Linked DNA regions of Homo sapiens: all the other regions are linked to region 1. The links are chromatin loops, found by intact Hi-C in ENCODE. Cell type or tissue: endothelial cell of umbilical vein. All regions are shown on one strand.

Region 1 (2,500 bases):
ATAAAGAAGGTTGAGAGGCCACCTAAAGAAGACTTAGAGGTCCTCTAGACCTGCACCGTGTAATACTGTAGTCACTGGTCACACGCATCCATTTAAGTTCAAATGTAAAAGCATTAAAATGAAGTAAAATTAAAAATTAAGTCCTCCAATTGTACTAGTCACATCTGAAGTGCACAATAGTCATGTTTGACTAATGTTTCTCATATTGAACAGTGTAATATAGAATATTTCCTTCATTGTAGAAAGTTCTGTTGGACAGCATTGATCTAAACAATGTGAAAAACACTTATAATGGAGTAGTTAAAAAACTGCCCCTTCAGCATTAACCTATAACTTATCCTTATTCCTATAAGAAATGCCCAAGAAAATGTGATTAGACATTGATATCTAACCCATTCCTCCAAAAAATATTTAAAGCCCTAATTTGTATCATTTTCTAATTTCCATGATATAAGTATTTCCAACGTATGGTTTCAAGCTACCGTGATAAAGCCACTGAATACAGCGTTGGGAATTGACTCTACCAGCTCTTCCGAGCCCTTCATATAAGCTTCATCTCCATAATAAACATTGCCTTTTACCAATTAAACCACAAAGCATGCTGGAAGAAAAAAAACCGGCATCCAACATGAAGGCCTGATACTAAGTTACAACTGAACCCGTCACATCTGGCCTTTTTGCCCCTGTACCACTTCTCTGCTCTCCTGTACTTGACACTGCAGAGATCAGAAATATGAGGTAAGAAATGTAAATACAGAGCAAAATATGAGGTAAGAACTGCCAGAGAATTAGATAAAAAGCATATCAAGTGAAAAAATATTGTCAACCCTGCATTTTCTCCCCCAGTATAGCATGTGACAGATGTAAACTGAAGTAGGAGAGAAGTTTTCCATTAGATAATGGTGTGTATTTTTATAGAGAATGACCTGGTTTTTTTGCTATTTGAAAATTTTCTAAAAGCTGTGGAATCTATCCAACTTCATTAGGAAAAAGAAAAAACATCTTCAGATAAAATTCAAAAAGTAGAGGTGAAAAAAAATACAGCTGCATTCTGCCTGTACCTAACCTAGTCTAACTAGTTCAATAAATTGGTTCTATAAGTAATATAGAAAGTCAAACAAGAATGAATGCCTAGAAGAAATTTAATCCTAAATATAATTTTAATAAAGTGAAGTTATTATCATGACTAATCCCAACCTTATCTGGGCTACCCTCTGCTGTTGCAATCACTTTGTCAGAATTAGTCACTTCCTCTCACCCCCAAGAAAAGTTATTTTTCCAATTAAGCTCTTAGTACAGTCTTCCTTGGGTTTCCTCTAGACTGCCTAATCTCCTCTACTGTTAATTGTTGGGGGTTGGAATCATGGGGTGTTTATTTTTGTATCCTTGCCATGCTTAAAATGAGATACAGTTTTTCACCTGTATATAGTTGTGTACTGCAGTGTCTGTGGGAAACATTTGATCCCTTTAGTAGTTTAAGAAGATTCTTTATACTAGGTATGAAATTGGTTTGCACAAGTTATTCATTTATTTGTTTTTTTGAGACAGTGTCTCACTCTGTTTCCCAGGCTGAGGGGCAATGGTGTGAACTTGGCTTACTGCAGCCTCGACCTCCCAGGCTCAAGCAATCCTCCCACCTCAGTCTTCTGAGTAGCTGGGACTACAGGCACATGATACCATGCCTGGCTAATTTTTATTTATTTATTTTTTTTTTTGGTAGAGATAGAGTTTTGCTATAATGCTAGGCCTGGTCTTGAAATCCTGGGCTGAAGCAATCCTCCCACCTTGGCCTCACAAAGTGCTGGGATTACAGATGTGAGCCATCACACCTGGCCTACACAAGTCATTTTATATTGGCATGTAAATGTCAGTTTAATTCCAATTTGGGTGAATAAAATAATAAATTCTACTCAATAAAAATAAAAATAAATTACATTTTATTATCCAGTGGGGAGGATTCATAGCCCACACAAATCTAGTAAGCCAACAGAAGTTGGAAAGAGCATAAATGTTAGGCACAATGAATCTTCCAACAGCACAAAATTATTTGTCAATTCTTGAGGAATGTTTTTCCTCAGAATTTTATACAATAAAAAGGATAACTTCTTAACTGCATGTGTGAAATTGTTTAGTAAAATACGTAGAGATTGTCAAATATCATAATTTATGTAAATTAACATAATATATGAAATTACTATTTTGTGGTAACAAAGAAGAACACCACTAATTTTCAATTCCACTAGAACAAAGTCTGTTAGCTCTTATTCACATTCATTCTACGGTTTCAAATCTATGAATCATTTTACTTGCCTAAAGGGGCTTATGTTTGATCGTATCTATTTTGAACTAATTTATGCTCTTGATTCACCTCCTTCTGAGACTTGCTACATGCACAGCTCTCCACATCTCAATTGGTAGTAACAGTATCAATTTACATAGTTGTTCTGGGCCAAAACCTTAACATCATCCACAACCCCACTCATTTTCTCATATTTCACAT
Region 2 (2,500 bases), 210 kb after region 1:
ATTTCAAGCTTGAAATATCAAATCAAATCAAAGTAAAACAGTAATAATAAGGATTAGAGAGGATAGCTGCTTGAATCCTTCTTTAGTGCTTAAAACTACCTAAAATTCTCAAAGATTTTTTAAAGAATCAATTCAAACAAAGTTTCTCTCCAGAGTGTTTCCACTTTGGGAACATTCCAGGTTTCAGGAATGCCTCACTCTCAGGGGAGCCAAAGCATTGTTTCTGAATTGTATCAGCAGTTTTATTTTTCATCCTACTTAGTGGCTATAAATACTAGTTACATCTTTATCAAAGTTTTAATTATTTCTACAATATTCTAAAGTTCTGTTGAAACAAAATGACACTTTTTATTGTACTACCCTCAAATGCCCAGGGCAACAAAAAAAGAAACTGTTTATGTTGCTAGTTGTGGAAACAGGACTGGTCAAAAGGGGAGAAAGGAGTCAAATATAATCACTCTTTATTCTCTGCGATCCTTGAGCTGGTCACTCCCATCATCAATACTGGGAGAATATCCTTACTATCTAGGTATTCATACTAGCCTAACTCCTTAGGCTAGGACTGTGTCCCCACGAAGCCTTTTTTTATCAGAATCTAACAACCACAAAACACATACTTTCACAGGTAGGGTCCAGAGTACACACACAAGACACACACACACACAGAGACACACACACACTTACTCACACGCTTGACTTTACCTGTTTTTATGCCGAGTCTTTAGCAAGTTTCTTCCAAAGGGAGCCATGGTCTGTCGGGCAAACGAATAAAGAAATTATCTTAAAGTGATCTGAGGGTGGGGGTGGGGGTGTCTGGATTTCCAGGGTGAAGGGAGGAGGGCTGGAAGCTTTCTCTTCTCCTCGGATGTTCCTGGCTTTCAGCTCATTAGTAGCCGGCTGAGAAAGTTGCTGGAAGTTGTGCAACTGCTGCTTAACTTTGAACTGCGGGATTGTTGTGGCTGCTGCACCTCTGGAGACCTGCCCAGCTTCAGCCTCGAAGAAGGCGTTTGGAAGCAGGAAAAGAAAAAAAAAAAAGAAAGAGAGAGAGAGGAAGGGAGGAGGACTCTATTGTGTTCTGTAGTTATTTGCAGACTTAAAGAACTGCCAACCCCACAAGCATGGTAATACCAATGGAACGGGAGTTTCACTCGATCTGGAAATCCCCCCTCCCCCGCTTTCCACACCCAACCACACAAGGTGTACTGAACACACATAAAAGGATTAAAAGTAAATATCCCCCAACTCCTGGTCAGCTCCAGTCTGTGAAAAGTCATCTGATCATGGCAAGCATGAGGGATTGCTGAGAACTCTCTTTGCCAACTCATTCGACCCCAGATCCCCTGCCAGGGTGTCAGGACTTTAAAATATATTAGGGAGAGGGAAGCTGGAAACCGGATCAAGGTGGACTCACAGACCACTTAGAATTGTTAAGTCCCTGAGTTCACGGTCTTAAGAGTTTCTTCCAGGCCCCTGCTCCACACTCTCAAGTTCATCTTGCAAAAGTCGAAGGACCTGAAGGACCACAGGGCTCCAGGGCTGATGCATCACAGTTTGGTCTAGGAACCAGCTGGAGTTTAGTGTTTGACTCCCAAGGCGTTTATGTTGACCCCTACCCCATCTTTGACATTCACTGGGCCTTTAGAGCCCTGGGAATTTCAGAGGAAAAGCAAACTGCTCCTGCCCCTCAAGGAGTAAAGAAGACACACCGAGGGGATCTGCTGGAGCTCGAAATGTGAAGTGGAAGTCTAAGGGAGGGAGGGCTTCATCTGGTCCCAGGAGAGCTCGAATCCAGAAGCAGGGCAGAGGAATGGAGATGGGAGAGTTCGGGTGCCTGTGGGAGGCCCAGCGCAGCTCCCACCAGGTACCTGGCACTCATGGGAAAGCACTATTTAGGGGCAAGGGCCAGGAGAGCTTTCTCATGGACGTGTTTTACTGGGATTTTGCCCCTCCTAAAACCACCCCACCACCCTCCACCCCGCCAGGCTTCTAATCATGGGCTTCCCAGGCAGACGATGAGGGAGGGAGGGAAAGGAAAGCCAACAAACTTGTGAGTTCTTTCTGAGCCTTGGCAAAGAATATGAATCGCTCCTACTTACTTTGGGAGTTTATCCCCTACCCCCAACAACACCAAACAAAAAAATAATCTCAAGGTCTTCCATGATTCTGATACACACTGATTTATGCAGTGCTCAGATAAATCATGTTTTTCATTATTTATTATCATAATCTTTCTCTATTCATCTATATTTCATGTTTCTGTATGTGCATATACACATGTGTCCTATACTATTTCATTATTTATAATATTTTCTTTATAATTTTATATAATAAATCATATATTATATCCATATATGCACCCAAATCATTATGAAGTGAAAAACATTACAATAGCCAATGTTAAAGTTTAGTTACCTTTTTATATCCCTGGGAGTTAGGATAACTAAAAAATACATACCCATCTTAATTTGATATGGTCAGTGATTCCAGAGAAAATCAAGAC
Region 3 (2,500 bases), 200 kb after region 1:
TCCCAGCACTTTGGGAGGCTGAGGTGGGCAGATCACGAGGTCAAGAGATCCAGACCATCCTGGCCAACATGGTGAAACCCTGTCTCTACTAAAAATACAAAAATTAGTCAGGCGTAGTGGCACGGGCCTATAGTCCCAGCTACTTGGGAGGCTGAGACAGGACAATTGCTTGAACCCGGGAGGTAGACGTTGCAGTGAGCCAAGATGGCGCCACTGCACTCCAGCCTGGCAACAAAAAACAAATAAATAAATAAAAAATAAAAGAAAAAAAAAGCTACATTGACCAATAAATTCTAAGTTTGTTTGGCTATTTTCTACACTTAAAAAATAATCACCTCAGAAAAAATGAAGGCATTTTAGGTAAAGCAAATATGCCACACATGAAATAGGAAGCTCTGGCCCAAAACTAACTGATTAATTTTACACAGTATGTGGCAAATGTCTTCTGAAGTAACATTAGTTTTTGGATCATAGAGCTGCAATCTTAGGGAGAGATAAACACAGAACTCATAAATAATACAGCTCTTTTCTTAGGTTGCTAAGGAAATTTGAATCACTGTTTTGATAGATAAAGCATGAAATATAGTGCTATGAAAATAGTTTCCTCCAAACACAAACCATTAACATTTTTTAAAAATAGTTTGAAAATTGGAGTCTTTCAGAAAATTAATGACTCTATGAAAACCTAGGACAGTCATCACTTAATAAAAACAAAAGAAAAAATTATCTTGAAAATTAAAATTTGATATATATGTTTGTGTATATACGAGTGTGTGTGTGTGTGTTTATTTGTATTTATTAGTTCTGTGCTCTACTAATGCTACTTTAATTTTCGAAGAAGTAATATTATAAACCAGTCATGCGGGATAAGAAAAACCCTAGACATTCCATAGTGGCCGGGTAGCTATAGAACATAATTCCCATGAACAGGGTAAAGGGAAGAGAATGTGTAAAGAATGTGTATTGGAAACTACTTGGGGTTAAGTAAACTAAGCTCATAGTTCAGATTCCGGAAATTGATTATAGTCCAAATGTAAATATTTAACATGTGTTATTTACCAGATGAAATGGTGAGAAAATATCTAATCTTGTTGGAAATTCGGGTGTACCTGCACCTGGGAGGTTGCTAAAGTGCCCTTACTGATTGGTATTTTGTAAAGAAATATTTCGCAACAAAAAAAAAGTGCTTATTAAAAGGAAAGTCACCTAGCCTTAATGTTTAGTTTACTGATAACTATCGTTATTTCAGCTATTAGTAAGAGATTTTCTTTTGACAGCCGAATCCACATTGGCTTTGCCTTCTTAGTGGAAGATATTTCCTAATGATAATGATTTTGAGCTTATATTTACCTGCAACCACCTGCTCTTCCCCTCTAAATGTATTCCGAGATAAGCTGGTAAACTTGAAGGACATAAGTCATATGCAGGAATTTCAGTTATCCAGTTGGATAGCTGAAAACATGAGGTGAGCCCCGTTATCCCTGACTTCCATTTTCTGAATATACCCTGTAATGAACTGCAATAAAATAACTTCCAGTTGGAAGCTTCATCTGAATAATCAACTATTTACATTAATCACAAATAAATTTCTTGAAGAGAAAAAGAAAATTATTAACTTGTAGAAACGAGAGTATATCAGGGCCTGCCACTCTATTTTGTTAAGGAAAAGGAGAGATATTATTCTTGGGAACATTATTGATAAGAGAAAAATACTAATCATCTATATCAAAAGTATTGTGCCTTTATTTTTCTTCCCTAGGTTTTAAACTCTTTAATATGCTTTGAATTTTACTGTCGCCACCTCTTCTAGGACTTTGCTTTATAATTCACCCCTTCGTAAACTCTTTTTATCTTCTGCCTTTTTCTCTGGTTCTTTCTACTATCTTGTCACATTAAAAGAACCTTCGCTTGACCACATATTCCCCTCCACTATCTTTCCTTCACACACCAAATAGCAATCCATCGTTATTCTCTCTAGTACATCACTTTCCAGAAACTCCTCAGCCCACCACAAAATGTCTACTGCCGGCCAGGCACGGTGGCTCACGCCTGTAATCCCAGCACTTTGCGAGCCCGAGGCGGGCGGATCACGAGGTCAGGAGATCGAGACCATCCTGGCTAACACGGTGAAACCCCGTCTCCACTAAAAATACAAAAATTTAGCCGGTCTTGTTATTGGGCGCCTGTAGTCCCAGCTACTCGGGAGGCTGAGGCAGGAGAATGGGGTGAACCTGGGAGGCGGAGCTTGCAGTGAGCTGAGATCACACCACTGCACTCCAGCCTGGGCGACAGAGCAAAACTCCGTCTCAAAAAAAAAAAAAAAAAAATGTCTACTGCCTCCACTCATCCTCAGTAGCCACTTTTCTTCTTAGGGTTATCAGAAATCTCTTAACTGCCACACCCAATAGCCACTTGCAGAACTGATCTGACATATCCTCTTTGTAACATAATGCATTGTGACCTCCTCCTCCCATTCTTGCAGCTTTCCTCTCCTTGACTG

What was found. A loop is a pair of places that touch in the nucleus more often than their neighbours do. Peaks named below come from ENCODE experiments on the same cell type or tissue, not always from the same donor. Only the 100,000 strongest peaks of a DNase experiment are listed, where the experiment ranks them.
Region 2: a loop joins it to region 1, with 3 times the contacts of the local background. A loop is called at or near these places in 1 of 110 quality-filtered maps.
Region 3: a loop joins it to region 1, with 7 times the contacts of the local background. A loop is called at or near these places in 1 of 110 quality-filtered maps.

Annotation. Positions count from the first base shown.
Region 1 is chr12:85,625,364-85,627,863 of GRCh38, forward strand. No RefSeq gene overlaps it. Among named protein-coding and RNA genes, the nearest start is that of RASSF9, 210 kb to the right of the region's middle. RefSeq lists an enhancer at 395-1,594. In endothelial cell of umbilical vein, no CTCF peak of the experiment used is centred here; DNase peaks (open chromatin) are centred at 1,288 and 2,458; H3K27ac peaks cover 2,314 bases.
Region 2 is chr12:85,835,453-85,837,952 of GRCh38, forward strand. RASSF9 (Ras association domain family member 9) reads right to left here and starts at 957. Exons shown (of 2, transcript NM_005447.4): 1 at 703-957. The coding sequence starts at 749. In endothelial cell of umbilical vein, no CTCF peak of the experiment used is centred here; DNase peaks (open chromatin) are centred at 119, 629 and 969; H3K4me3 peaks cover 1,206 bases; H3K27ac peaks cover 978 bases.
Region 3 is chr12:85,820,892-85,823,391 of GRCh38, forward strand. The region is part of intron 1 of RASSF9 (Ras association domain family member 9); the gene reads right to left. Among named protein-coding and RNA genes, the nearest start is that of RASSF9, 14 kb to the right of the region's middle. In endothelial cell of umbilical vein, no CTCF peak of the experiment used is centred here; DNase peaks (open chromatin) are centred at 540 and 1,040; H3K27ac peaks cover 1,495 bases.